Regions from separate parts of the Mus musculus genome. Here region 1 is linked to region 2. A link is a loop called in an ENCODE intact Hi-C map of the cell type or tissue named here. Cell type or tissue: heart. All regions are shown on one strand. Links, peaks and the distances in the headings refer to the core of each region. The heading gives the core; the rest is flanking DNA. Region 1 holds the start of Gm36228 (a long non-coding RNA gene). Region 2 overlaps Akap7 (A kinase (PRKA) anchor protein 7).

Region 1 (15,512 bases), core at 5,722-8,221, 260 kb before region 2:
TGCAGAGGAAAAAATATTTGACAAAAATCTACACCTTTGTCTTTGACATTGTGCCTAAATACTGTGTGGTGAACCAACTACTGACACCACATTGTGCTCGGTACTTCAGGTAACCTCGAAGTGATGTACAGCAAGATTGATAACATGTACAAGTCCTATGTAAGCACCATGCCGTTTCATATAGAAGACTTGAGCATCTGCGGATTTCATGTACGTGGGGGACTTAGACCCCACCTCTCATGGGCACTAAAGGAACACTGTGTGCCCAAATTGCAAGAGACAGCCTAAGGATCCGTTTTTCTGGATTCCGTCATTCTGTGTCACCTACTCCCTAAACACAGTGAGTGAATGCAGAAAGGGCCATGTGAGGCAGCTCAGTGGAGTGCAATTTGCAGTCATAACAGAGCAGATGAGGTGGTAAACTGTCAAGGAGCGGTGGCCAGGATGTAAGCAACAGAGTGCAACCATAAACAAACAACAAATAAATGCATAATATGCTGTCCTTTGTGGAGGAAAGGGGGAAAACACATACAAAGCCAAGCACTAGTGGGAAGAAAAGAAAGGATGTGAGAGCTGCCTCTCTCTGTTAGGGCGCCGTGAGGTGCAGGAGGGATGAATGGAGGGTAGGCTTTCTGTCTGAATCCTGTTGCCAGGTCACTATCTACGAAATAATACAATTTAATTAAAATGTCATTAATTAATTAAATTTAATTTCATGCTGAAATGAAAGGCAAATAAAACAAATGAAGCAGGTTATGACCATAAAATTTTAGGGTAAGTCTAGATGAATTCCATATAACTTTAAAATCAAATATCGTCGTCATGCATTATAGATAAATGTGTGTGTGTGTGTGTGTGTGTGTGAGTGTGTGTGTGTGTATACCTTTATCATTTACTCCTTGCATTTTTGCCTAAAATATAAAGAAACTATATTTTAAAAGAAAACTATAAAGGGATCTGCAACCCTATAGGTGGAACAACATTATGAACTAACCAGTACCCCGGAGCTCTGGATTCTAGCTGCATATGTATCAAAAGATGGCCTAGTCGGCCATCACTGGAAAGAGAGGCCCATTGGACACACAAACTGTATATGCCCCAGTACAGGGGAACGCCAGGGCCAAAAAAAAAAAAAAAATGGGAATGAGTGGGTAGGGAAGTGGGGGGGAGGGTATGGGGGACTTCTGGGATAGCATTGGAAATGTAATTGAGGAAAATATGTTATGTAATAAAAATAAATTAAAAAAAATAAATAAAGGAAAAAAAACTATATCAAGGTCTAAGGAAATGGTACATCAGTGAAAGACTGGGCTCTGAAATTCTGATGACCTCAGTTTGCACCCCTAAAACCACACCAAAGACAGACATAATAACGGGCATTTCCATGATGCCAGGACTTCTGCACAGACATGAGAGTCAGAGATGGAAAGTTCCCCAGAGGCTTGTGGCTCAGCTACCCTGGAACATACGACAGTGAGACAGCAAAAGACCAATAGCCAAACAAAGTGGAAAGTAGGACTGGTATTCAAAGTTGTCTTCTGGCCTACATAGTTAGAATGTCCCAGGATTCACATGCACACATGTGCACATACTTACATGTATATACACACACATGTACACACGTGTGTGCCCATACATAGATGCATGCATGCACACAATAAAAACAGTTTTATTTTTCCTTAGAAGTCATGTCATGATAATGTATGCTGAAGATATTTGATTTTAAAACCATTTGAAGTCATGGCTGTGCTAATTGCCCTGACTTAATAATTATAGAAGATATTCATACATCAATACATAGCAGTATATCTCCCAAAATGTGTACAGCTGCTACTTATCAATTAATATAAAGCAAAGTTTAAAAAAAGATAAGATCAGTTTCTAATTACCTCTGTAAGAAAGATTTCAAAACAGAACTTAAAAAAAAAAGTATATGGTAGAGCTGGAAAGGCAACAAGAGTTAAAACTTTGTGTGGGAAGAGCAGGAAAAAAATGACAAAAATTATAGATTTTAAAAATGGGGAGGAACCCAGGATGAAATCAACTTGTGGAAACCATAGTAAGCTATACACAGATAGCAGGAAAGGTGGCAAAAATACAATAAAGACACATTTGAAGTGGAGAAGAGAAAGTAACAGACCTAGCAGAATAGCTTACATGCTCAAAGTCAGGATCTTCAACATGGAAAACAGTACAGAGCAAAAATACAAAGGGAGAAGTGGAGAAATCTCCCACAGTAAGCGCAAAGCGCAAAACACTATGTAATGACAAATGGGAGTTGGAAGTTATCAGTGTGAACTCATGTTTTTTTATGACACATATATGTATTCTTAGAGTTCTGTGCATCACATTTACAATCTCCTCTTTTAGAATTTGGGTTTTAGTCTTTTGCACTATGTCTCATGAAAAACATCTAGATCTTGTGCACCAAAAGGAGAAATCAAAATTTCATTGAGTTGCATAGAAAGAGATCAGGAACCTGCTTGAAGAGTAGCCCATTGAGCAAACACTCATATTCTGTGGCTGTAGTTCATTAAAACCCATTGAATTTATTTGTTTGTGCAGGTTTGTGTGCATGTAACTGCATGTGCATGTGTGTGCATGCTAGTGGAGGTCAGAGGTCATTCCCCTGGAGCCGTTTGACTTGTTTATTGAGGTAGAGTCCATCACTGGCTTGGTGCTCGTAGACTGTAGAATAGACTAGGTTGGGTAACTGGAATTGTAATTATATTATACTTCACCTGGTCTCCCCCATCCCAAAGAGGTATTGGGAATAGAATTCAAGAAGTTGTATTTGTGTGGCAAGCACTTTACAGACTGAATCATTTCTCTAGCTTCTGAAATTTATAGACTGTGAACTAAAAACCCTTAAGTCCATAGTGATAGCAACGAGAAGGAATGGTGTGGGGGTGGGGAAAGACCTCACCGTTCACTGTTTGAGGTCCTAAGTAAATAAACTAACACTTAGCTTTGGAGTATAGAGAACAGAGAAAGGTTTAACCCACTTTTGAGAAAGGCTGGACTTCAGGGCAACCCAAAGGGCCCAGTGGTGAACTGTCCCGAGTCAGCACCATCTTAACAACACTTCACACCTGGCTAAAATACAGACCACCAATGAACTTGTGAGGATACTTAATCAGTGACTACTGGGAAACAGGGCATCTGTGCGGGGGCCACCGTAAGCCCGGAGACTGGTTTCTGGTTGCAGTGAAGAGATCAACATGCCGCTCCACCCCAGTGGCCTCTCTTAGCATCTCTAGGTTGTCAAAGAGATCTCACCTGATACTGAAGTAACACGCACAAGGCAGAATGCATTCTAGCCTGAGGCATTTACATAGAATGGAGACTTTATATTCCATTTAAGAAATAAGCTTACCAATAGAAGAATGAAACAGATGACCTCAGAACTTGAGTTGTGATTATTTTCCTCATGGCGCACAATCTCCTAGGTAAGTCGGCGTCCCGGCTGGATCAGAGTCCTGGGGAAATAACCAGATGCAAAATATAGTCTCAAAATAGATTATGTTTCGAACAAGCCACATATACATGGTTTTTAAGACACTGAAAGGATGTTTTGAAATAAACTGGTTTATTATTATACTTAACCCCTTTAGAAAATTAGGGGAAGCCGGGCATGGTGGCACACGCCTTTAATCCCAGCACTTGGGAGGCAGAGGCAGGTAGATTTCTGAGTTCAAGGCCAGCCTGGTTTACAAAGTGAGTTCCAGGACAGCCAGGGCTATACAGAGAAACCTTGTCTCGAAAAAAACAAAAAAACAAAAAAGAAAGAAAATTAGGGGAAATACTGCTTTAGTTTCACAAGGAAAAAATGCTTTCATCTTAAAAAGAAATAACCAAAATATTAATGGTGAAATGTAATAATAACTAAAGTTTCCTTTAAAACAATGTATGACACATGCAAATTTTAGATATCTAGGACATAATTAGAAAAATATTTTTCCAGTGAGTTATTTTTTATAATAGAACACTGTATTCTTTACAGTGTATTGGAAAGCTTTCATATAGATGAGTGGTTGAGATAGAAACTAGTCAGGTAGGGCAGGGATCCCAGAGCAATAGTTCCAACTGAGAACGTCCTTGCTGGAGGCCAAGAATGTCAGGGCAGAGTTTTGGTTCCAGTTTCTCTGTCAAGTCCTAAATGAGCACCTCTGCCCGAGGCTGCGGATGACTACGTGACTGAAACTGAGCAGGGCACCTGGACACCTTGTGGTTGGGCCAACTGGACCGACCAGCTCACCTCCTTTCCCGAGCCTCTGTCTAGTTTCTACCACAAGTCCTTGAAGGAGCCCCCAGATCAGCTGCTCACTGGTATCTTACTTCTCCACCTTCTGTCCTCTCCCATCCCCTCTGATCGCTCTCCTTCTGAGATCCGCAAGCTTGGGATAGCTTTCGGCATTGTCAATTTTTCTGGAACCCTAGTTCCACAAGCAAAGCGCACCGAGATCGAAGAAAAACTCTGCCATTCTCAAAAACACCCCAGTATTTCCATATGGGTGTCTTTGGGGACTGTCCTTTGATCACCCTAAACTGTTGTTCTACCTAGCCGTGAGGAAACACTGTGCCACGGATGACAGAGTGATGTGTTTGTTTAACTAAGTGCTGTTGGAGTGTTATTATGCCTCCCCAGTGAGAAATCACTCCAAGCACTTAGAGATAAATAAAGGAAAAAAACTCTTCAATAATAGCCGCCACTAGCTCAGGCTTCTGTGTGGAAGAGAACCCACCTGAACAGAAATCCCTGTCAACTTAACGTAGCTTTGCAGTCCCAAGTTACACTTTGAGCAATTAAACATGATTTACGGAGACAGTAATTCCATGGCTCGGTTGTTTAGACAAACGGGGAGATTAATGATGCAGAAATTATCTCAGAGACTGACCTCGGCTGCCTTTCCCAGGGCAGCTGTCGGCCAGGGTCACCCTAGTCGCCTGGCAAAATGTAAGCTCTCCCTGATAAGGGAGGGCTTGATTAGTGGCTGTCAGCCAGGTTTGGGTTCTTTAAGCCGCCCAAGCCCAACAGAGACAAAGCTCCCGCAGCTGAATTGTACTTTTGTGTAACTTAGCATTTTTTAAGTGAGCTTATTGGTAAATCCTTCATAATAACACTTCATTATTTCCATTTCCCTCTTTAGTGTCACACACTGAGAAACTCGGAAGAGCAGAAAGGCACCTTCTCACAGTTTTGCAGGCAAAAAAAAAAAAAAAAAAAAAAAAAAAATCACTAGACTTGGCAGAAACTCTACCTTCTGCAGGTTGTGGAGACCATTCAATGCTTCTTCTCAGCTTCTGGGCTGTGCCAATGATTTGGGGGGGCTCCTTAGTTTATAGAAGCATCAATCACACCAATCACAGATGCCCCTGTACCAGCCATCCAGTCAGGGTTCTCTAGAGAAGCAACTTTTGGCGCGCGCATGCGCACCTGTGACTTATTAGAGCGGCTTTCAGACTGTGGTCCAGCTGGTCCAACAGTGGCTGCCCACAAAGGGGAAGTCCAAGAACCCAGTAATCCACAAGGCTGGATGTCTCAGGTGCTCTTCAGTGCATGTTGGAATTGCAAAGAAGTAGGCCCTCATAGCAGTGAAGAAATGAACTTGCCAGTGAGAGGGAGGGAAAGCAGACAAAGAGCAGAATCTTCCTTCCTTCTACCATGCCCCGTGTGACAGGCTGCCAGCAGAAGGTGTGGCCCAGGGTGAAGGTGGATCTTCTACACTCAAATGACCCAATCAAGAAAAACCCCTCACAAGTCTGCCCAGTTTCGTTAAGCTGACAACCAAGGACAGCTATCACATCTCCCTACCCTATTTGAGGGGACAGAATTTCCTATCATGCAGGTGACTCTGAACTCTCCATCTTTCTGTTTCCACCTACAATCTCTGGGGTTGCAGGCATGCTTGGCCACGCTCAGCTCAGCTCTCTTCCCACCCCACCCCCCTTCTAGAAACAGTACTGGATTGAAGCCCATCCAAATTACCTCATTTTAACTTAACTACACCCATAAAGACCCTGTCTCCAGTTAAGGCCACATTCTGCAGGCTGCGGTGGCCTGCGATTCTAGGATGCTAAGGCAGGATGAAAAGAGTTTAAGGTATCTTGGATTAGTTAGATAGTAAGACCTCGTCTCAAAACAAAACAAAATGGAGGATTGCACTCTCGAGTTCCTGGGAGCACAGCAGGACTTCAATGTACTCAAGCCGTGTCAGTGATGGAGAGAAAAGCCTGAAGCTGTGACCTCTGGAAGTCACTACCCAGAGGATGGTGTTGCATATGGGGCTCACTCCTGCTAGCTTATCACATTTCCTGAAATTGAAACACAGGTTGGGTGCTCTACTCCCAAGAAGAGCTAACAATACAATGTAGCTGGTGCTGGCCATGCTCGCACAAGCACAATGTAGCTGGCCTCCATGCACACAGGGAGCCAGGAGTGCAACCATTTCTTGCCTCTCACTGGAGCAACACATTTTTCTTTTGCCCTAAAATTCCAAGAATCCGCCAAAACTCATTCATTATATTGCACTACAAAAATACTTTCCCTATTTCTCTTGAGAGTGAGTTAGATTTCCTTAAGAAATGTCTTGATCTATCCCTTAGGACTGGGCTCCACAACTTTGCCCTTTGATTGGTAGTGGTTTTCTGTGATGGTCTCTGCCTGATGCAGTGGTGAGGTGGGGCATATGGGAGGTGTTGGTGGGAAGAAAGGGAAGGGGGACTGTTGTCATTGTATCATCTTATCAAGAATGAAATATTTTCTTTTGAAGAGAGAATTGTCTTGATTCTGAAAAGTGGCCTTTGCTCTCACCTCAACTCACAGCAGGTGATCTTCAGTCTTTTGTCTTTTTGTTTGAACAATGTTGATAATAAAAAAGAAGATAAAGTAATATTATCTAATGATTATGTCCCTCTAGTACCTGGATATGGAAACACAGTATATACATCTTCAAACTTTGTTATTAAAATGTACTGCACAAGAGGGCGCTAGATTAACATATAATAATAAGACAGCCCCACAAAAAGACCCATGCACACAAATTAACATTAGCCTACACTACCTTTGAGTCATTGTTTGTTTCACAGCTGAGAATTGGAAATATTTACTTGCTGAAGACATTCCTCATATAACTCAGTATGTTCACATCTGAGAACTGCAGTGTCTTTGAATAAATCCCCAACACACAAGTGATTTAGAAGCAAAGGCGTTTCCCTCACAGGTTGTGGGACTCCAACACTTCTCCAGCCTCTGAGGGTGGGCCAGTGACTTTCTGGCTCCTTAATGTATAGAAACACCAATCACACCAATGTGGCCTTCATCTTCACAGATGTGCCTGGGCTTGGTGAGGATTCTCTAGCGAGTCCTAGAACAATTGTGTGTGTGTGTGTGTGTGTGTGTGTGTGTGTGTGTGAGAGAGAGAGAGAGAGAGAGAGAGAGAGAGAGAGAGAGAGAGAGAGAGAGAGAGAGAGAGAGAGAGAGAGAGAATTATAGTTTATTTAGAGTTTATTTTGTATGGGTTTGTGCATGTTTGCATATATGCATGTGCTTGTGTGTATACATGCAAGTGGAGGCCAGAGGTCATCACACACACATACTACACTACACACTACATGCACATAAACACACACATGCCTGGCAAATACATGCCTATCACTCCATCTGAAATAGCAATGAGATCTTAAGTTATTAAGCCTTTTACTATCCATATAATGTGTGCTATTAAGCAATTAGAGGCAGCTGTCAAAATAAATTAAGTAAACTTTACCAGTGGTGCAGCATGCCCTTAAAAAGGTTATTCATCTCCATGGTGAATCAGTTTAAATCTGGACGAGAATTATGCGGAGTGCACACAGCATCTTGGAAGGCTTGCTCTTAACACTTCTTCCTGCAGAGATATTTATAGGTGCTTTGAGGAAGAAGAAACCAGCAAAAGTTTTAGGAATATGAACAAATGTATGGAAACATCCATGTATCATTCCAAATTTGCCTAGTTTAAGCATTTACAATACAAAGATTTGTGTTTATGTAGAGAAAGAAATTCTTAAGCTGTAAATAAAGCCCAAGAGGAAACTGGGCCACAGTGATAAATCCACTACTGTAGTCAAGTCGTCCACTGGATGATGAATTTATTTTTTATTTTTTAAATTCTAAATGTGTGTATAGTGGTGTGTGTGTGTGTGTTTGTATGGTGTGGTGTATATGTGTACACATGATGTGGTGTGTGTGTATCTTTGTATAGTGTGATGTGTATGTGTGTACATGATGTGGTGTGTGTGTATATGGTGTGGTATGTGTGTGGGTATGTTGTATGTGTGTTGTGGTGTATGTGTGTGTATAGTGTGGTGTGTGTGGTGTGGTGTGTATGTGTGTGCATGATGTGGGCTATGTGTTTGTATGGTGGTGTGTCTGTATGGTGTGGTATGTGTGTGGGTATGTTGTATGTGTGATGTGGTGTATGTTTGTATATGTGTGTGTAGTGTGGTGTGTGTGGTGTGGTGTATGTTTGTATATGTGTGTGTAGTGTGGTGTGTATGTGTGTTCATGATATGGTGTGTGTATGTTTGTCTGGTATGATATGTATGTGTGTGCATGAGGTGGTATGTATGTGTATGTGTGTGTGTGTGTGTGGTATATGAGGGGTGGTGTGTATATGGTACGATATGTGAGGGATAGTGTGTGTGTGTGTGTGTATGTGTGTGTGTGTGTGGTGTGGTGTGCATGTGGTATTTGTAGTGTGTGTATGGTATGATGTGTTGTATATGCGCACTTTGTGTATTGTATGTGTGTATGGTGTGGTATGCTGTGGTGTGGTATGTGTGCTCTGTGTGTGTATGGTGGGGTATGTGTCTGTCTGTCTGTCTGTCTGATGTGGTGTCTGTGTGTGTTGTGATGTATATATGTTTATGGTATGGTATGCGTGTATGGTGTGATGTGTGCATGTGTTTATGTGTGGTGTATGTGCATGCCACAGCATGCATGTAGATATCAGGTAGAAGGTTGTGGGGGTCAGTTCTCTCTGTCTTTCCTCCATGCAGTTCCTGGAGACTGAACTCAGGTCATCAGGTTTAGCAGCAAGAGCCTCTAACCAATGAGCTATCTTTCCAGCGCAATAACCAGGATTTTTGTATTTTTTTTTCTTTACTAACTCTTTTTCATTACACTGTGTGGATGCTGGACTAGGTGGATTTGGGTCTAAATCCCAAACCCTGAAGCCTAATTTTCTTACCTCTAAAGTAGGACTAATATTCCTACTTGGTATGTGGAAATTGCCATTTTAAATCAGATAATGTTTGCACTTTACACAGATCAAATAATAATATCCGCTGTGTTTTCAGGCTGTCTTGCTTTTGGCCTCTCTCAGCCTCCTTACATTCTGTTTTAATTGGTTTATTGAAATGTCGGCTGCCCGTCCTGTTGGATGATTTGTTGCTTTCACTCATCTCCTCTTGGTGCCTCCCTGGACCACCCCACTCATGCCCTACAGTTATTCTCACCAACCCTTGGGGGCTGCTCTGCGAGAGCCATGTAGAACAGTTAAATGCAGCGTGCACTTAGCGTTCGTAGGGTGTTCAAAGCCATACTCATTTTCTTGTGTTCATTTCAGCTCTGCGGAGGGTGCAATATCGTACTGTAACTTGTCGTATTAGGCAGAATTGTCTTGTTGTGTGTATGTGTCTGTGTAGAGGTGTTTTGCTGTATGGACGTCTGTGTACCGCTTGCATGCCTAGTGCCCTTGAAGGCCAGAAGAGAGCATTGGAGCCTCTGGAACTGGAGCTACAGTTGTAAGCTGAATGAAAGCACCGGGAATCATCCTCTGAAGGAGCAGCCAGTGCTCTGTAGCTGCAGAAGCAGTTTTTAATAAGCTATCCAGAGAATCTCCACCTCTTTTTGTTTTTTTGTTTGTTTGATTTATTTTTATGTGATCATTAGAGGTTCCATACATTTAGCTAACAATACTGTTCAGAAAAGTGGACCACACAGAGTCCTAATAGAGCAACCCTGTATTTAAGGTGTATTTGGGGGTCTGGAGAGATGGCTCAGTGGTTAAGAGCACAAATTGCTCCTCCAAAGGTCTTGAGTTCAACTCTGGGAATCCACAAGTCAGCACTTAACTGTCTGACACTATCTTCTGGTGTGCAGATGTACATACAAAGTACCCATATACGTAAAATACATAAATAAATCTTAAGGCTGCTCTCAAACTACATATTATGACTGTTTGGAAAATATGAATTTGACTACAGAAAAACTATTTTCTGTCCATTTTGAAACTATGTGTCTTTAACACTTCTGCAAGCAATCAAATCCAATTATATATATGTATATATATATATATATATATATATATATATATATGGCCTTGAACTCAGAAATCCGCCTGCCTCTGCCTCCCAAGTGCTGAGATTAAAGGCATGCACCACCACCGCCCGGCCAAATTCAATAATATTATTTTCTCAGAACGGATCTTTTTTTTTTTTAAGATTTATTTATTTATTTATTTATTTATTTATTAATTATATGTAAGTACACTATAGCTGTCTTCAGACACTCCAGAAGAGGGAGTCAGATCTTGTTAGAGATGGTTGTACGCCACCATGTGGTTGCTGGGATTTGAACTCAGGACCTTCAGAAGAGCAGTCAGTGCTCTTACCCGCTGAGCCATCTCTCCAGCTTCCCAGAACAGATTTTATAGTGTATTCTTTGTTAATTAAAAGCAGAATTCTAAACAGCAAGGAACAACTCACAGTCATTATTTTTTAACTATCTCCTTTCTCAGAGCTTCCTAAATAGAGCTGATAAACCAGTTTGTAGTCCTCTGAACTTAAAATTCTGCAGAAAATTCTGCTTCATCTACAAGGTGCCAAAAGCAGGAGCTTCATCAAGTGCAGGACTGGTCACCTTTGTTTCCGTACTGTGCTGATTCACAAGTCAAGTCCCCACTTCCTATTCACTCTCTCTCTGGACACCACGATACTGTCCTCTGGGATCCAATCCAGGCCTTGTGAGCACTGGGCAAGCACACCTCTGCTAACCTTTGTGCCTAACTCAGCCTTGAGCCTTTGCAAAGCTTGTAGAAAGCGTTCCTGATGAGAAAGATTGCTGACACAACCAGGAGGGATGCTACCGTCGACAGGGGCTCCTCTTGCTGTGTTAAATAATTTCCCATATCTTTGCCGTCCAGATCTGCCTTCTGCTGTGCAATTTCCATCACAATATAGCAGATTGGAGGTAATATTGGGTTTGCAGAGCACAGCGGGCTTGAGAACTACTGCAGTAGCAAAAAATCTCTGCTTCAGAAACCCCCTTCTGACCCTTTCGTTTTTCCTTTTAAACAAAACAAATATTACTGAACCTTATAGGGCCCCAAGCACTGCACAAGGTTCTTCTGTATGTTGCTAATTTAGTTCACACTTGGAACCTGCAAAGATCCAAAAACCACAACAGAACGAACTGTTCTGATACCATCAGAGACGGTAATTACTAGCTCAATCATTTCCATCTCTTAGGACAGTGACTACATGTTCCACTGAGCACCAAGTCTTGATTTAAAGCTATCCCCATCCACATCCAGGTTATAGTAGGATGGCATGGGTAATTTATCTATTTTTGCCTTGGTCGGGTCCAGACCAAATAAAAGCACAAATTAGTGATTTGAGGACACTGAACTGAAAGGGATGCTGTACAAAGGTGGGGACAGGGAGTTGAGAATCAATACAAATGGAGCAGCAGACAAAAGAAGGCAATGGTGCGTGGGAGGAGAGAGCTGTCATCTGTTCAGGACAAGCAGCAGGGTTGTGCTTAGCAGAGTTTCTCAGGCTGCTGTGCAGAGAGGGTCTCGGGACGGAAGATGACTTCTGTGGCAGGTGGATGAAGGCGATCTGCTGTGGACGGGCAAGACAATGACGAGTTGTCGGGTTGTGATGGTTCATATCCACAGTCAACTTGCTACGTCTAGAATCTGCTGTGACACCCACCTCAGGGCTGTCTCAGATGGTCTATTTTTTTTTTTTATACTGGTTTACAGGTTTTACTGAAGAGGGAAGGCTCACCCTGAACGTGGGTGGCATCGTGCTGATATCCTCACTGAATCAACAGGGATGGGGAGAAAATGTACTGAGCCCTCATCCTTCTCTGCTTCCTGACTGTGTGGAATGTGACAGCCACTTCATATCCCTGACAGCTTGCCGTGATGGACTACATGGCTGCAAAATGTGGGCCACAATGAATGCTGCCTTACTCTCTGTGTGTGTGTTCTAATTTTTTATTTATTTACACTCCAGTCATTGCCTCCCCTCCTAGTCCCCCTTACACAGTTCCTCATCTCATTCCTCCTCTCCCTTGCCTCTGAGAAGTTACTTTCTCTCCCACCAAGCCTCTCCCTTCCCTGGCGCCACAAGTCTCTCTTCTCCCACTGAGGCCAGACCAGGCAGTCCTCTGCTATATATGTGCCAGGGGCCTCTGACCAGCTTGTGTATGTTCCTGGTTGGTAGTTCAGTCTCTGGAAGCTCCCTGGGGTCTGGGATGGTTGAGATTGCTGGTGTTCCTATGGGGTCACCCTCCCCTTCAGCTTCTTTAACCCTTCTCCTAATTCAACCATGTGGTCCCCGACTTCAGTTCCATGATTGGGTGTAAGTATCTGCATCTTTCTCAGTCAGCTGGTGGTAGGGCCTCTCAGACGACAGCCACACTAGGTTCCTGTCTGTAAGCACATCATAGCTTCAGTAATAGTGTCAGGCCTTAGTGTCCCTCATGAGATGGACCCCAAGTTGGGCCTGCCACTGAACAGCCTTTTCTTCAGTCTCTTCTCCATTTTTGTCCCTGCCTGTGTTCTTTTAGACAGGAGCAATTCTGGATCAGAAATTTTGACTGTTGGTTGATAGCGCCATTCCTCTACTTGAGGCCCTGTCTATCTACTAGAGTTGGGCTCTTTGAGTTCCCTCTCTCCATCATTGGGCACTTTGGATAAGGCCATGCCCATTGAGTCCTGAGAGTCTCTTACCCACTGTGTCTCTGGTATTTTCTAGAGGGTCCCACCACCTACCATCCCCCCAAGGCTGCATATTTCCATTTATTCTCCTGGCCTTCTGGGCTTCTCTCATGACCCCCATACCTGGTCCCTTTTTCCCTTTTCCTTTCCCCCTCCTTTCTCCCACTCACGACTCTCCCTCCCTCTGCCTCCCATGACTGCTTTCTTCTCCCTCCCAAGTGGGATTGAGGCATCTTCACTTGGGTCCTTCAGCTTGTAGCTTTGTTGAGTCCTGTGGGTTACATACTGTATTCTGTACTTTTTGGCTAATATCCACTTATTGGGGAGTACACAGCATGCAAGTCCTTTTGTGTCTGGGTTACCTCACTCAAGATGATACTTTCTAGTTCCATCCATTTGCCTGCAAAACTCAGGATGCCCTTGTTTTTAATAGCTAAATGTTATTCCATTGTGTAAATGAACCACATTTTCTGTATCCATTCTTCGGTTGAGGGACATCTGGGCTGTTTTTAGCTTCTGGTTATTACAAATAAGGCTTCTATGAACATAGTGGAACACATGTCCTTGTGGTATGGTGGGGAATCTTTTGGGTACATGCCCAAGAGTGGTATAGCTGGGTCTTCATGTAGATCTATTTCCAATTTTTTGAGGAACCACCAGATTGATTTGCAGAGTGGTTGTACCTGTTTGCAATCTCACCAGCAATGGAGGAGTGTTCCTCTTTCTCTACATCCACAACAGCATGTGCTGTCACTTGAGTTTTTCAGGAAGATTTTGCTGACAGGACCCTAATATAGCTATCTCTTGTGAGGCTATGCCAGTGTCTGGCAAATACAGAAGTGGATGCTCACAGTCACCTATTGGATGGAACACAGGGCCCCCAATGAAGGAGCTAGAGAAAGTACCCAAGGAGCTAAAGGGTTCTGCAACCCTATAGGAGGAACAACAATATAAACTAACCAGTATCCCCCAGAGCTTGTGCCTCTAGTTGCATATGTAGCAGAGGATGCCCTAGTCAACCATTAATGGGAGAAGAAGCCTTTGGTCTTGCGAAGATCATATGCCCCAGTACAGGGGAATGCCAGGGCCAGGAAGCAGGAGTGGATGGGTTGGGGAGCAGGGTTGGGAAAGGGTAGAGGGGACCTTTGGGATAGCATTTGAAATGTAAATGAAGAAAATATCTAATAAAAAAGTGTCCATAGGTGTGTGGGTTTATTTCCAGGGCTTTGATTGTATTCCATTGATCCACCTATCTGTCTCTGTACTAACACCATGTGGTTTCTGTCACTATTGCTTTGTAGTACAGCTTGAGGTTAAAAAAAAAAAAAATGGTGATTCTCCCAGGACTTTTATTGTTGAGAGTTGTTTTTGATATCAGGGAATTTTTTGTTTGTCCATGTGAAGTTGAGAACTGCTCTTTCCATGTCTCTGAAGTGTGGTGTTGGAATTTTGATGGGAATTGCATTGAATATGTAGATTGCTATTGGTAACATGGCCATTTCCATGAGCATAGGATATCTTTCCATATTCTTAGGTCTTCTTCCGATTTCTTTCTTCGGGGATTTGAAGTTCTTGTCATACAAATCTTTCACTTGTTTGTTAAGAGTTACACTAATCTCCCAGGAGTGCTAACACACCTGACAGCACAGGTAAGACCACCACTTCTCTGAAGGACCCTCTCAGAGCCCTCAGGACACAGGAACAGTCAGGGACAGGATCCTTCCAGTTTCCATATGTGCCTGGAGCTGACCCTGTGCCACATCTCCCTGAACCCAAATCTTGCCAGGAGAGAGCTGGTCTCCCAGGAGTGCTGACACACCTAAGAACACAGATAAGGCCACCTCTTCTGCTCAAATACCTGGCCCAAGAGGGACCTGCCCCGAGTCCTCAAGACATAGGAATCAAGGAAGCAGCCAGGGACAGGACCCCTCCAGTTTCCATCTGTGCCTGGAGCTGTCCCTATGCCACAGTTCTCCATACCCAAATCCTGCCAGGAGAAAGCTGGTCTCGAGGAGTGCTGACACACAGACTCATGGAAGGGACAAGCTACAGCCAGAGACAGCAAGACCAGCTAAGATCAGAGATAACCAGATGGTAAGAGGCAAGGGCAAGAACATAAACAACAGAAACCAAGACTCCATAGCATCATCAGAACCCAGTTCTCCAACCACAGCGAATGCTGGATACCCAATGTTGATTCCTGACCTCCACATTTATGTGCAAACCTATATGTATATACATGTACATATACATATACATCATATACATATATACATATACATATACATATACATATACATATACATATACATATACATAACCAGGAACACACACACATCCCAAAAGTTATTTGGCCAAAGTGTCATTGAGTCATGGTTGAAAAATTCTGGTGTAGTCTGCATAGCTATGTTGGAGTGAGCACCACCTTTAAAAGATTAGACTGTTTTGCAGAGCCTGCTCCCTGTCCCTGATCCCAACATCATAGACCTGAGTACTTGGCCTTTTCTCTAGCCAAGCACT
Region 2 (15,512 bases), core at 5,525-8,024:
CTCCCACGGAGTTTTATATGGGGTTATTCTTATAGATATTTACTGAATTCAAGAGAGTTGTGAAGAGTCCGTGTTGCTGTCTGTACTCAAGCCTGACAAGTTGTAATGTCTTCAAGTTAGGTCACAATGAACTTCTTCTTGTCCTTTACATACAGACCCTTTCCTCTCTCTTGGTCCTCCAGTGGATCTTTGCCCCCTATGTGAGCTTGTAAATCCATGGAGTTAACTGACACCTTCCAGGTTTCAGCACAACTGCATCATATGACATCAAAAACTCACCCCCAGTAACATCACCCCATCTCACTAGAAAGGCTTTATGTGTGGACCGGCCAGGAACAGAGGGGAAAGGGTGTTGGAACTGATCTCTATCTTGATGGCGATGATACCTTCCCAGAGAATCCACAAGTAAAACCTCCGTCCCGTGCATGATCTGAATGTGTGTGGCCTTCACATTACACATCACAGAACAGGGTTTTCTAAATTTTATATGATGTGACAGATTAAAAACAAACCAAGAAGACAGTTCATTGTCACACACTACAATCTCTACTCCTATGCACATGATTTCCTGTAATAAAAACTGTGGAAAATACTTTAAGTTTAGGATGTTGGCAAGCTTGTGGTAATAGAGTTGAGATTTCTAGCATTCTTCTTACCCTCTTTTGTAGCTGGAACGTGAGTATGGCATCTGCAAAGTCAGAGATGAATGTCAGGTGTGGAAGCAAGCAGCCTTACTCTCTGACTCACCCCACCTGGGTTCCCAAATTTTACTTCAGAATCTGAGTTTTTATCATCTGCATCTTAGTTTTTATCATCTGCAGTGCCAGTTGTACAAACTATGACAAGTCTGTGTCTTTATTTTTTAAAAAACACCTGTCAGTACCATAGTCTGTCAGTTATCAGTACCAAAGGCTGTCTATTGTCAGTACCATAGTCGGCTGTCTATTGTTCTTCAAGAAAACAGCTGGGAGAAGGGCAATGGCCACTTTAGACTGCAGCATCTACAAACACTCAAGAAACTTCTCTCCAAGCCAATCTGGCTCTAACCTTCTTTCTCCCCTACCTGGTATTGGGATGTTAGAAGAAATAAAGATTGGAAGGGAGGTAGAGACAAAAGAACCCAAATAAAATAGACTGAAAAATTATGCCTACACATACACATGACAAAGATACAGTCATATAGACACAGACACACAAATCTGAGTCAGTCAGTCTATCTCTCTCTCTCTCTCTCTCTCTCTCTCTCTCTCTCTCTCCCTTTCACTCACCAATGCTTTAGCATGACCCAGTGGAAGGGGCAAATGGTGTCTTATATTTTTATAAAAAACAACTTTGTCTTCAAGGACACATTAAAGGTGTCTAAGAGACCAATCTCAAAGAGCTGGTGAACCTAAAATATTTTTTTCAAAGAGTGTAAAACCCACAAAGGTATTTAGCAAGTTATTAGAACCGCGGTTCATCCACAGACAAACACAATGAAGTGCATTTTCTACTGCAAAAAGAAAATGAAGAGTCAGATAAGGACAGATCTATCACCACTCTACTGAGTGGATCTTCAAGTGGGCATATGATATGAGTCACACGCATGCTGCCAAGCTAAATGTTTTAAATGTTTATCAAACAAAGCTCTAGGCTCAAGGATTCTAGAAAGCTCTCAGATTTCTTTCCTGTCTTTCACCCAGTGGGGATAAACAAACCCCACTGATTTCCTTCTCCGAGTTCCTCAAGTGCAAACCAAGGTGAGTCACACTGGCTTGCTTTTTTCTTTTTAAGGTTTATTTTTATCTTTTTGGAAAATATGTTTATTTATGTATGTGTGTGTGAGAGAGACAGAGAGACAGAGAGAGAGACAGAGAAAGACAGAGAGAGACAGAGACAGAGAGAGGGAGGGGAGAGGGAGAGAGAGAGAGAGAGAGGGAGAGGGAGACGGAGACGGAGAAGGAGAGGGAGAGAGAGAGTGCGCACACAGAAGAGGGCATCTAATCTCCTAGAAGGGAACTGGATTTATCCACAGTTGTGAGACCCTCAAGGGTACTGAGAGCTGACCTCAGGTATGAAGAACAGCAAGTGCTTTTAACTGCTGAGCCATCTCTCCATTCCTGGCAGTGTTCCTTTCTGTAGAGAGTTCATACACACACACACACACACACACACACACACACACACAGAGTGCAAGTGCACACAAGCCCAAGTGGGCAGCTTTATGTCCTGGCCCCTAAGTCACACATCACTAGAGATTGGGATACTCAAGTCAGAGGTAAGGATCCTCAGTCAGACATTCAACTGCATGTTCAAAACAAGTCCTTCCCATTGGCTAAATTATCCCCTGCTCAAGTATTCAAGAAGCCCGGATGGAACAAGACAAGCTTTTCAGACTCAAAGGATGATCTCTACCACCAGGCTTCCTGGGGACACTCGCAATGAACAGGATCTCTGCGTGGATTTGGCTCACTCAGGATTCTCCTTAGGCTTTCAACCCTACAGTCTGGGCCTCGTATTCTGTTGGCCTACTACCATTGACAGACTCAGTCATTCATGCTGTCCTGATTTACAATGGTTCTGCTCCAATTTTCAGCTTAACAGTAGAGCAAAAGCAATACATAGTCAGAAGAGACTATGTTTTCCATCTGAATTATGGCCTCTTCCTAGGCTAGCAATGTATAGCATGACTCTTGTCTCCAGACCTCAGGTGGAACTGAGCTGCCTGTCGACCGCATGATCGCAAGAGCAAGCTATCAGCACTCTACACAATGTTGTATACCCTGTGACGTTTGGATACACACATTGAGTCAAAATTGTATTAGCATATCTCAACATTTGGGAGGTGAAGGGAGGAGAATCCTAAGTTCGGGGTCATCCTTGGCTACTTAGTGACCTCAGGCTCTCCGAAGGTGGTAAGGTGGGAGGTAGACAGAGCTCAGCTGGTAAAGTGCTTGCTGACCTGAGCAAGCTTGAAGACCTGAGTTCAGTCACAGAACCCATATAAAAAGGTGGGTGAACAGTTACAAAGGAAAAAGTGTCTTCTCCAAAGAGCCTCACTGGATATAACTGCCACACTTTAGACTCTTAGAATGCTGAGTGTGGGCAAGTTTTTCTTATTAGTCTTTTGCTTATATATTCTGATTTCTGATTGTGTTTTGTGGTGTGTGTGTGTGTGTGAGAGAGAGAGAGAGAGAAAATGAGAATGTGTGTTTCTTGGGGGTTTGTTTGCTTGTTTTTAAAGAAAGGGATAAAGACATGGGTAGGTAGGAAAGTGGGGAGACTGGGAGACTGGGGGGAGTTGGGGAAGGGGAAAAGAGTGATCAAAATGTACTGTATAAAATGACTTGTTAAAATAAGAAAAAATAAAATTTAAAGCTAAAATTATTAAAATAAAACAAAATAGGGGAGGGGAAAAGCTGGGTGAATTGGCTTGTTTGTAATTGCAGTTCTGGGAAACAGAGTCAGGTGGATCCCTGAGGTTCACAGGTCAGCTAAGCCTCCTCAGTGAGTTCAAGACCAGTGAAAACCCTGTCTGAAAAAGAGAAATGTGGACAGCTCCTGAGAAATGATATATGAGTTTGCCCTTTGACTTTCTCACACACACACACACACACACACACACACACACACCCCTTTGTGTCGAATGAGTTACACAACTATAGGTTAAACTGCATGCCACAGTGGGCCTGCCTAAGCTATGATGGCCATTAGGTTATGTGTATAGATGCACTCTCTACTTAAGAGTATTTTCAGCTTGCCATGAGTTTATTGGGCTGTATATAGTCCATCACAAATGAGAAGCATCTGTAAGAGCCTGAGAATTAAGCTCCACTTATCCCTCAACTATTCTTTTGGTTCTCTCTGGTATATTTTTACCTCCTCAGCTTGGGCAGTCCTACCCATCTGTTCACACATACACAGAGCCTAGAATGCCCAGTTTGTAGCGTCCTCATTCACTGATCCTGCTGGTTCACACAGGTGTTTGCTGTGGTTCTCACTGCCCCTGCCCAATGCCGCCCTCTCTGCTGCTCTAAAACGCCTCCTACTCCACCCCTCATCTCCTCCATGCTCAGTTAAACTCTCCTCCCCTCATCTCTCCCACAAGACAAGATTACAAAGTTCTTCCACGATGTGATACCAAAGCCCAAACTGCCAGGAACAAGCCCTCTTCTTTCCTCTCTGCTTCTCGGCAGCCGTCTTAGCTGTCAGTGACACTGTATCGTTCTCCAGGGCTGTGTCTTATTCTGCTTCCCGATCTCCCAGAGAGGAGTAAACACACGGTACTATGTCACCAAATTAGTGTTAACCATGACCAAGACAACTTTTATAAAGGACAACATTTCATTGGGACTGGCTTACAGATTCAGAGGCTCAATCCACTGTCGTCAAGGCAGGAAGCCTGGCAACAGCCAGGCAGGCTTGGTTGGTGCTGGAGGAGCTAAAAGTTCTACATCTTGTTCTGAAGGCGAACAGGAGCAGACTGTCTCTTCCACACTGGGCAGAGCTTCAAAGCCCACCCCCACAGTGACACACTTCCTCCAACAAGGTCACACCTCACTCCCTTTGGGCCAAACATATTCAAACCACCACACACACACACACACACACACAAAATTATTGTTTCTACCTCTGCTTTGAGAAGTCATAAGTAAATACGCTGCTCTGGGAATAAGGCATCTAGACCTTTCCATTTCACCACTGCTTCCTATAAAGTATGTCTCACTTGAAAGTAAACCAGTATTTGAAAACCCTAAACTGCTCATCAGCTTTACAAAGGGGTCAATTACCTTCCCTAAGGAAATAGAAATGGAAAAGAGATGCCTGAGCACTACTGAAATGCCTAAGTCAAGTGCCCACACAGTCCTAGGGGTTTTGGGCTATATTCTCATCCCTGGCTACATCAGGAAAACTGGGTTCCTTCTTCTAGATTCAAATTTTAGCTGCTAAATGACGTTAGGTTTCTAAGGGGCTCAATGATAGATAGGTATATCATCATCGCAAGTTTTACTTATGAGACATCTCAAATGTGTCTTTTCTAACATTTGAAAACATTCCCTGTACTCTGTGGGAGAAAGCTGTAAACCTACGGGGACTATGGATAAGGCAGAGTGCAGAATGTTCTTCTCATAAGGCGGCCTTCTAGAAAGAACTGCATAAACTATGAAAACTGAATACACTTGAAAACAAAAACAGAGGCTGGGCATGGTGGCACACACCTTTAATCCCAGCACTTGGGAGGCAGAGGCAGGCGGATTTCTGAGTTCGAGGCCAGCCTGGTGTACAGAGTGAGTTCCAGGACAGCCAGAGCTATACAGAAAAACCCTGTCTCAAAAAAACAAAAACAAAACAAAAAAATCAGTTTTTAAAAATAAAAAGTACTTTATTAGCACTACTCGAGCTCAAATGCTACGAGCCCTCTGGTACTCTACACAGATCTTTGCATTTCCTTTCATCCTCAAGACAGAGTCTCACTGCCTGGGTGGGACAACAGTACATTTTCTCAAATTCCTCTAACACTTACTCCATGGGAAGGCACAGAGAAGAAATGGCCGCAGTGAGAATGTACAGTGTGCAGGGTGAATATTCAGACACACTTGAGTGAGCCTGCTACTCCATGCAGGAAATGAAGGTAGTTCGAAGGACACTGGAACCATACAGCCACATTGGGAGTGTTCACAAGAAGGCAGAAATCTGAAGTTTGTAATATAAAATCATCCCACATTGGTGAGCATATCCATTCCCCCTGTGGTAAGAAGGAGACAACAGGGATCGAGGAAAGCTTGCTTTAACTCACAGATGGGGCTACACTCCCTACACAGGAAGGCTGGCAGCAGAGCATGGCTATGGGGGCTTGCTCATATTCCTGCACATCGGGAAGCAGAGATCCTCAAATTCCATCCCTAGCCATCTACCTTCTCCATCCAGGCCATTCTTTCTAAAGCAGTGGTTCTCAACCAGTGGGTCATGGATTCCTTAGGGGTCTAACCACCCTTTCATGGGGGGGACACTCAAGACCATCAGAAAACATAGGCTTTTACATTATGATTCATAATAAATAGTAGCAGAATTGCAGTTATAAATAATGGTGGTGGGGGCTCACCACAACATGAGGAACTGAATTAAGAGTCACAGCAATAGGAAGGATGAGAGCCACTGTCCAAAAGGTCACATAGTGTTCGCAAGTGGTGCCACCAGCTGGGGATCAGGTATTCAAACACACACACATACACACACACACACACACACACACACACACACACCCCAATAAGAGACTTTTATCTTCAAACTATAATAAGTGCTCAAATTATGAAACAAATCATCAAAGCTCTTTGTTAATCAAATACAGAAGGTAGGGCTGCCAATGTGTAATCTCTAGTACACACTTACCAAGCTGGAGGAATAGCCAAAGATCTTTAGCGCAATAATATATTCCTAAAATCCAATCCCTGCTTCACAGTTTTAACGCCCAGATTTCCATGCTACTCTTTATCTGAATAGCAATGATGCTATAGAGATGCATAGCAGATCTGGGCTGGGAAGATCTAAGTGTGCTAAGTAGCAAGTATGAAGACCTTACTTGCAACTCCCAACACCCACCAGAAAGCCAGACGTGGTAGAGAGCGTCTGCAAACCCAGCTGCGGAAGGAGACACAGGAGGATCCAGGTGGGTCGCTCAGCAGCCACTCTACAACCAGTGAGCTCCAGCCTCACACTGCCTCAAAAACAGGGTGGAGAGTAACAGAGGAGAGACCCAGGCCTCTATGCAGGCATAGACGCAAAGAAAAGGGGGCAACTCCAGTTTAGATTACACTTAATTATAATAAATTACGTTAGAAGGAGGCATCATTTTAAAAGTCATATTGTCATAATTAAACGAGATAGGTAGAAAAAAATAAAGTATCCGTAATAAACAAAATACAGTTTAAATGTTAAATGGTACAAAAAAATCAGAATTGGTCAGGGCAGATGAAACGGTCACTCTGCAGTAGAAGATGGAGGATGGATAAACACTCTCTACAGTGGAGGAAATGTGATGACCAGCCTGCAAAAGAACAGGAATGCAGAAAACCTGCTGGAGCTGGTGGAACAGAGCCCCCTGCTGGCCACTGGTCGGATGTACACAATAGGTTTTATAATGCAAATTTCAGGATCTTCCATAAAATCCGACCTTTTCATTGTCTTAATCAGCTGGAAGCGAATGAAGCTCCACACCCCCTTTTGAGGTTGCTCTAACCTAGTTACAGTGGAACCTGGAAAACTCGCCAAAATCCACACTGCACAGAGGATCTGCATCGCCCCTCTGTGTGAAAGTCAGCTGAACCTGACAGAAGAGGGCCCCTGCTCGGGTTCTGAAAGCATGAACATCCTCCTTGAAATAGGAGGAGGGTTTCAGATGTGAAACTCAAAACTCAAACTCCACTTTAAATCTTCAGTTTAAAACGGACCTTTGGGGTGATGATGTCTGTCACACTCTGTAACGAGGACTCGAAAATAAAATTGCCTCTTGAACATTTTTTTAAAAACCTTCGATAAACTTCAGTTATATGATGGTTCTTTTAGGATACAAATAGATCCTTTTAATTGAGATGGTGAGAAATCACTTTGGCCGAAGAACTTGAAATATTTACAAATGTGTATATATATATATATCTTCATGTTACTTTAAAGGCATGTAAATCAGGTTGTCTTCAAGTTCACTTCTTGGCAGTGGTGTCTCGCTAGAAACAGTACAGCTGAGTCCCACAGGGCAGGCTCCTGCGAAACGTACCCACCTTCCAGAAGGCAGGTGATGGCAGCTGCCTGCTTAAGGGAAGTTTCTTCCTGTGTACACACTTTCCTCCTGGGAACTAACGGGTTGGTCTCATCGAACCCTGCAGGAGCCTTCACGCATGAGCACCGAGCCATCTCTGTGTGGGTCTTGGCTTCCCCTCAAGTATGTTTTCTTTAGAGAAGCAACAAAGTCTTGACTGTCACAGGCCACCTATACTTCTTCTTCCCGTAGTGAAATTTCCGGAGCCGGTCACTAGCCATTATTAATAGCAGCTACCATGCTAAGGCCAGCTGGGGAGCAGTGTGGCCACGTGATGCGCCCTGAAGAATGTGTTTTCTTTATGCCCATGAAATAAAATTAAACTGGAACAAATTTCCATGGACATTTCAAGACCTAAGAGGCGGAGAGAAAAGTTCTCTCCACTTTTTCCGCTGCGGTGTTACAAAACAGCAACAACCACAAAGCAAACAAACAAAACCTGCAGTGAATTGAAAAGTACACAAGTAACCTGAAATATTTATTTTAGAAGTGATGTCAAGAAATAATGAATAACTGTACTGAACGATGTTCTCAACAGAACTCACCGATCACGATGGAAGACTCACAGTGGTAATAACCATTGCTCTGTTTTTTCTTCAGCATGGAGCAGAGATCTATCTGGTACAATAGTTCTTCTCCAAATCTGTGGTCGATAAATTGTTCATACAATCCAGGCTCGATTTTTCTCACTCCCTTGAAAGGACAAAACAAATCCATGTCAGGCACTCATTTCACTGGGCAGCCAGATCATACGTCTATCAATCTTTCAGAACCTGATAGTACATTTTGGATTCAGAACTGCCTCCCAGCACTTGAAAATAGATGCCACAAAACTGTTGGGTTTTTTGTTTGGTTTTGGTTTTGGTTTTGGTTTTGGTTTTGGTTTTGGTTTTGGTTTTAAGTCTCTAGGCTTGGGGAGGGCTGTATTTAAAGCCATCAATTAAGAGTGCTAATCTGATGTGGTGCACTTGAAACTCAGTACATCTTTAAGCATCAGAGCTGAGAAACCATGAGATGAGACAGATCAAGGGCAGAGCAACCATCAGGGGCAGAGTAACCATTTGCACCATGGACCGGATGGACCGGTGGTTTTGAAGCACTGCGGATCTGTATTTCAGAGGGAGGGGAACCTTCTCATAGTACACAGGGCAGGGAGACCAGTGGGTCTTCTGCATCTTTCTCCATCTGCCTCTCCTGGTTTCCTGTACAGCAAGGGCAGCAGGTGCTGACGACTGTAGCAAGGTCCTCTTGGTGCTACTGTAACCTCCCGGCAGGAAACATCATCCCCTCTCCTCAATACGACAGTGTCCTGACACTGCAACCTCAAGAGACCCAAGACACAGACACTGAGTTTTACTTTTTCTACTAATTTTGACTTTCTACTAATACAATTTCCCCTATTAATAATAAAGATTTCTAGAAATTCCCTATGAGGACAGGAGACCATGTGGTCTTGTTCTATTTCAGTTTCCCTATGCAAATGAAAGTCAGTTTTTAATTTTCACATGAATATGGTTTTAGCCTCAGTGCTTCTTAAAAGCCACTTCCATTATTTCAGTAAATTTGCCACATCAATATTAATATACAGATTGCAAGATGCTTTCGTTTCTACATGCTCCACTGTATGAAGTATCATGTTATTTATCTAGTAGGCTGTTGCCCTTGATAGTTAATAGTATAGTAAGAAATCCTTGTGTTGCGTGTTTAACTGCTCCCTGCCTCCCCTCCCCCCACTTATAGCCCTTCTCAACTCAGTTTGAGAACTCTATTATACCTGCAAAGGCTGAACACTATGGGATATCCCTGACTCCCCTTCATAATAAAAGTCCCAGGTCGATTTGGGATACAAGGAATACATGTCAGTATAACAGGGGTGATTTACAACAAGCCCACAGCCAACATCCATGTAAAGGAAAAGAGGGAATAAGAGAATGCTGTCTGTTCTCTCCATACCTATTCAATACAGTACTTCAAGTCTTAGCTAAAGCAATAAGACAACTGAAGAAGATCAAGAGAGTATATACACATGGGAAGGGAAGAAGTCCAGCTATCTTTAGTTGACGATGGTATGATAGTATTTATTATACATAAATGACCCTAAAAATTCTACCAGAAAGCTCTATAGGGCTGATAAACACGTTCAGAAAAACAGCAGGATACAAAATCAATACACAAAAATCAATAGCCTTCCTATATACGAATGACTAACAAACTGAGAAAGAATTCAGGGAAACAACTCTCACAATAGTCTCAAAAATAATAAAATATTTTTGGGTAATTCTAGCCAGGAAGGTGAAAGACTTGATTAATATAAAATAATAATAATAATAATAAAAAATACACACACACACATATATATATATATATATATATATATATATATATATATATATATATATATATAACTGAAAACAGCAGAGAAAGACATTTAAGAGGATGTCAGTAGATGGAGACACCTTCGTGTGCTGGTAAGATTACTATAGTAAAAAATGGCCATTGTGAGAGGCCGGGTGTGATGGCGCACGCCTTTAATCCCAGCACTTGGGAGGCAGAGGCAGGTGAATTTTTGAGTTTAAGGCCAGCCTGGTCTACAAAGTGAGTTCCAGGACAGCCAGGGCTACACAGAGAAACCCTGTCTCAAAAAAAAAAAAAAAAAAAAAAAAAAGAAGAAAGAAAGAAAGAAAGAAAGAAAGAAAGAAAGAAAGAAAGAAAGAAAGAAAGAAAGAAAGAAAGAAAGGGCCATTGTACAAAAAGGAACCTACAGATTCAATGCAATCCCCATCAAAAGCCCAACACAGTTCTTTACAGAATTTGGAAGGCCAATTCTCGGCTTCATATGGAAATACAATCCCCTACCCCCAAGATACTAAAATAATCCCAAGCAAATAAAGAACTGCTGGGGGTATCACTATTCCCAATTTCAAGTTGTACTCCAGAACTATGGTAATAAAATCATCATGGTATTGGCATAGAAACAGACATGTGATCAATGGAATTCAATTTAAGACCCAGAAATAAGTTCACACCTATGGGCACCTGGTTTTTGATAAAGAAGCCAAAAATACATAGTGAAAAGAAAAAAAGACAGATTGGTCAAATTGGTTGTTTGCATGTAGAGGAATGCAAATAGATAAATTGTTATCACCCTGCACAAAATTCAACTCCAAATGGATCAAAGAGTTCAACATAAAACCAGATACATTGAAGCTGACAGGAGAGGACGTGAGGAGTAGTCGGCAACACACCAGCACACAGCTTTCTTTCTAATCAGAACACCAATAGCACAGGAACAATGACAATAAGTGGAACCTCATAAGACTAAAAAGTTGTTGTGTGGCAATGGATGCCATCCGACAAAGCAGCACACAGGCTACAGAATGGGAAATTGTTTTAAATAACTACACACCTGATAGAGGGACAATATGAGTTTATATGAAGAACCCAAAAAATTAGATGTAAGAAAACAGCCCAATTAAAAATGTGGTATATATCTAAACAGAGAATTTTCAAAAGAGAAATGACAGATAGCCAAGAAACACTTCGAGAAATGTTCAACACCCTTAAGGCATCAGGGAACTACAATTCAAAACCCCTTTGAGATTTCACCCTATACCAGTCAGAACAGCCAAGAGAGAGCTCTGACAGCTCCTGCTGGCGAGGAAGTGGAGAATGGGGACCACTCATCCATTGTTGGTGGGAGTGCATGCTTGTGCAGCCACTATGTAAATCAATGTTGGAGCTCCTCAGGAAGCTGGGTATAAATGTGTCCCTTAGGCAAATACTCAAAGGACACTACAGAGCCACCTGATCAACCATGTTCACTGCCACAGTTTTCATAGCAGCCCGAATTGGAAACAGCCTAGATGTCCATCAATGGATGAATAGATAAAGAAAACATGGCACATTTACACCAAAAACTCTTACTCAACTATTTTTTTAATGGCATCATGAAATTTGCAGGTAAGTGGATGGAACTAGAAAAGATCATCCTGAGTGAGGTCACCCAGACCATATAAAGTAACATCTGGTCAGAGGCCAGTCTATGGAAGGCAATTATGATATATATTAGCTTATATAGATTGTGTAGATTTTAGTTGGTAAGTCTTTAATAAGCAAGCTGCAATCCATATAACCACAGAGGCTACAGATAGAGTGAGGGACCTGGGGTGGGGAGAGAACAGATCTCCCTAAGATGGGGAGATGGACAGTTATGGATGGAGGAGGGTAGGGGTAACTGGAATGAATGGGAGGATCAAACGGTAAGGGTGAGGGAGACAGGTTAAAAGAGATACGGATAAAACTCAAGGCCATTCGAAAAATTGTATGCAACCTAATGCAGTAGAAGCTTTCTAAAATATATACATGTATGAAGGCTACCTAAAGGAAACGGCTTAATAACAAAGGAGATGGGCCCCAACTGGATAGTTCTCACCTCCAAATGAACTTTCTACTACAGGAAATGAGTCATAGCTAATTGAGTTGCTGGCCATATGGATCCCATTGGGAACTCCCAAAAGACCCAGGGTACTGCCAGGGCTATTGGTTGTTCTCAGTGAGAGCAAGGCTCTGTCGCTGCAGACAACATGTACAACTCACTAAACATGGAGAAGTAGAGCTGGTGCCTAACAGAAGCCCTCACGCCTACTGACTAGTTCATGTTCACGGTTCAGGAAGGTGCTCTGCACATTACCAAAGGAGAAAGTTAAACACCAACCCAGCTACAAACTCTTTAATCTCCAGTGGTGTCCTGCCTGCAAGATGTGCTAGTGCCGTGGGGGCACTAGGCCTGTGGGAGTGACCAGCCAGTATATAATGAGATTTAAGCCACACCCTGTGAGGCGGAGCCTATCTCCAACATTACCTGGAGATCAGATAGGCCAGGGACCTAGTGGAAAATCAAGTGCTACTGTTCTGCCAAAGAAGCAGTCCTCAACATGTGCACCTCCACCTCTGTGGGATAGCAGATATCCTGCATGCAGGCGCTTGCACTACAATTCACGACAGCAGCAAAATTACAGCTATGAAGTAGCAATAACTTTATGGTCGGGGTCACCACAACATGAGGAACTATCCAAGAGTTGCAGTGTTGGGAAGGTTAAGAACCACTGTGCTAAGGGCACACGCAGCAGTAAAAATAACTCCTAGCAATATTCTGCTAGACTCATAGGTCAGTGCCTTGCTCAGTGCTCAGCCATCATGAGAATCTTCCTCCTGCAGTAGATGGGAACAAATACTCACAGCTGGAAAAATGTGTGGAGTGAGAGACCTTGGCACCCTCAGTACTAAACAGGATGCCTCTGTCAAATCCTTCCCCTCGGGGCTCAGGTAACCCTGCAGAAAGAGGGGTAGAGCCAGAGGGAATGGAGAACAGACCGGAAAGACCGCTAGACCCAACAGGATGTGTTTTGTGTCTATTGGGTTTATGATGTTCTTTAGTGCCAGACTCTCCTTTACTTCTTCCAGTTGACCTTTGTAGAGGCTAGATTCAGGCAGAGCACTGAAGTCACTCTCCATCACTGTGGGGGGTTGATGTGTGGTTTTAGAGCCAATAGAGGTTTTGTTTGCTAGCTTTTAAATAAAACCGGGTGTCTAATATTTTTTTAAAAGTTCTGAGAAAATGACAATGATTTTACTTGTCTTCTAAATGCTTTTCTTTCTCTGTGTGTGCATGCATTCATGCATGGTTGTACTTGTGCATGCACGTGTATGCATTTACTCATGTGTGTGTGTGCATGTGTGCCCGTGTCGTTTTATTCTCATTTAACTTAGTTAGTTATTTGGTAAGTTACTTGGATGGGGCATGGCTCAGTGCATATTTGGAGGTCAGAGGACAACTCAGAGGGAACGGGTCCCCTCCTCCCCGTGTGGAACCTGGAGATTGAACTTAAAGTTTTCCGGCTTTCCAGAAAGCACCTTCACCCACCAACTCACCTCAGCAGCCCCAAAGAAATGAGAGATACAAGAACGCCTGCAAACCCACCTCCTCCACTCATGAACTGTAATAAACGACAAACGCCAACTGTTTTACCAAAATTCTGCACAGCTGACTTCTAATGTTCACCCTAGGTGTTGACTTCGATTAGCAAGTAAAACAAAAATTCCATAACTCATACCATACAGAAAGTGCACTTAGAAAGGCATGAGACCTTGGGAGGGTCTGAAGCTCTGTCTCCTGGTCAAAATAAAAAAAAAATTTAATAAAGAATCTAGAAATAGGTGAGAATTGCTTAATCTTAAATTTACTGGGAGGCCGGCATCATCATTGCTCTCTGGAGAATGTGCTGGGTATGGGTAGCCCATCTCTTTTCTCATAAACCTGAATTCATATCACCATCCAGCTCTGGCAACTGGTGGGTTTTTGTAATAATAAAGGGACTGGTGTGTGCTATATAGGAAGACCCTGTCTCAAAAACTAATTAAATAAGAAACAAAAAGCCCTCATTCTGAGAAAATTGGTGCCTATATTAAAGTCAGATATTGCTTGAGGCAAGGCTAAGAAAGGTCCTATTTTTGAAAGGGATCTATAGGATTGCCAAGAGAGCCTCAGACGTATCCCCGCTCAAGGTTATGGCTTCAAGTGCACGTGCGTGACTGGGGGTGATGGCACTGTTCTGGCTCAGGACTTCCAATGACTCCCAAATCTGTCACAGGCCAGCTCTGCCCTTCCTAGTGTGTCCTACTGTTTAAAGGTAGAAGGTATTAACATGCCAGGAAAGCTCAACGAAAAGCCTCAAATTGTGACACCCAGGGAAACACAGCCTATAATAAAATCTAAGTGTGCTGAGATTGCTTCAAGCGTAGAGAAACTCCACAAGGGACATCTCTGACAATGTTGTGCTAAGAACACTACAAACTCGGTGTTTGAAGCATGCAGGATGTCGGTCTAATATCCCATATGAAGGCTATTTTCCCTGGAAATTAACAAGGACGGCATACGGTTCAAGGGCTTCAGATATACAACTGTGCTCAGTATATCACATTCGTCAGGCATGATGACACTGAAAGAAGAAATAGAGGCTAAATACAGATGGCGACTGTTTACATGTATGAAGTTGTCAAAATAAACATCATTCTAAGTAAATTAAATATTAAACTCTGAAGCAATTCCCTCGTGGAAATAAGTATCAAACAGAAGGTTCCAAGGTTGTCTTAATTATTAGAGATGACCCAAGATTCACTGCCTTCTGGCACCCTTTCAGCCCCAGAAAAGATCAGTGTTGGTCAAGGTCATCTGTCAGCCCTTGGGGCGTGGCCATGAAGCTCTGAGCTGTTTCACGAGAGTGTACCTTGGCACCCAAACAGCCAACTCCTCAAAAATGCCGCCACAGGGGCCTTCCCGTATATTTAGAATTGTCTGATGGTGGAAATCTAAATGATAAATAATGGAGACTATTGACTCTGGAAGCACTTGCAGCATCATTCACATCAACTCAGTGATATACATCATTTAAAATGTGCCCAAGGATGTTCAGACTTCCATTACTGAGCATCCAAATCTATCTTTAATGCGGTGAGAGATGTGGCATAAATAAGAAAACTTACACAGTAGCTCACAACAGATGTAACATCTTATTTGTTATGATAATCACAATTTACATAAACAAATAAAAAGAAAGAATTGACAATAAGCTTAATTTTCAGGATCTCTGCTATTTTTTTAATTCCCAGATACAATTAGTTTTTAAAGAAATATGTGAGACAACTCAAGAAATTCCTGCAA

What was found. Hi-C counts contacts between places; a loop is a spot of excess contacts. Peaks named below come from ENCODE experiments on the same cell type or tissue, not always from the same donor. Only the 100,000 strongest peaks of a DNase experiment are listed, where the experiment ranks them.
Region 1: a loop joins it to region 2, with 7 times the contacts of the local background. A loop is called at or near these places in 34 of 42 quality-filtered maps.

Annotation. Positions count from the first base shown.
Region 1 is chr10:24,954,272-24,969,783 of GRCm38, forward strand. Gm36228 (a long non-coding RNA gene) reads right to left here and starts at 5,669. Exons shown (of 5, transcript XR_871528.3): 1 at 5,262-5,669; 2 at 3,377-3,479. In heart, for the core only: a CTCF peak has its summit at 6,977 (motif pointing right); no DNase peak of the experiment used is centred there; H3K27me3 peaks cover 663 bases.
Region 2 is chr10:25,212,274-25,227,785 of GRCm38, forward strand. It overlaps Akap7 (A kinase (PRKA) anchor protein 7), which reads right to left. Exons shown (of 8, transcript NM_001379238.1): 7 at 8,338-8,485. Among named protein-coding and RNA genes, the nearest start is that of Gm25016, 46 kb to the right of the region's middle. In heart, for the core only: CTCF peaks have their summits at 7,081 (motif pointing left) and 7,284; no DNase peak of the experiment used is centred there.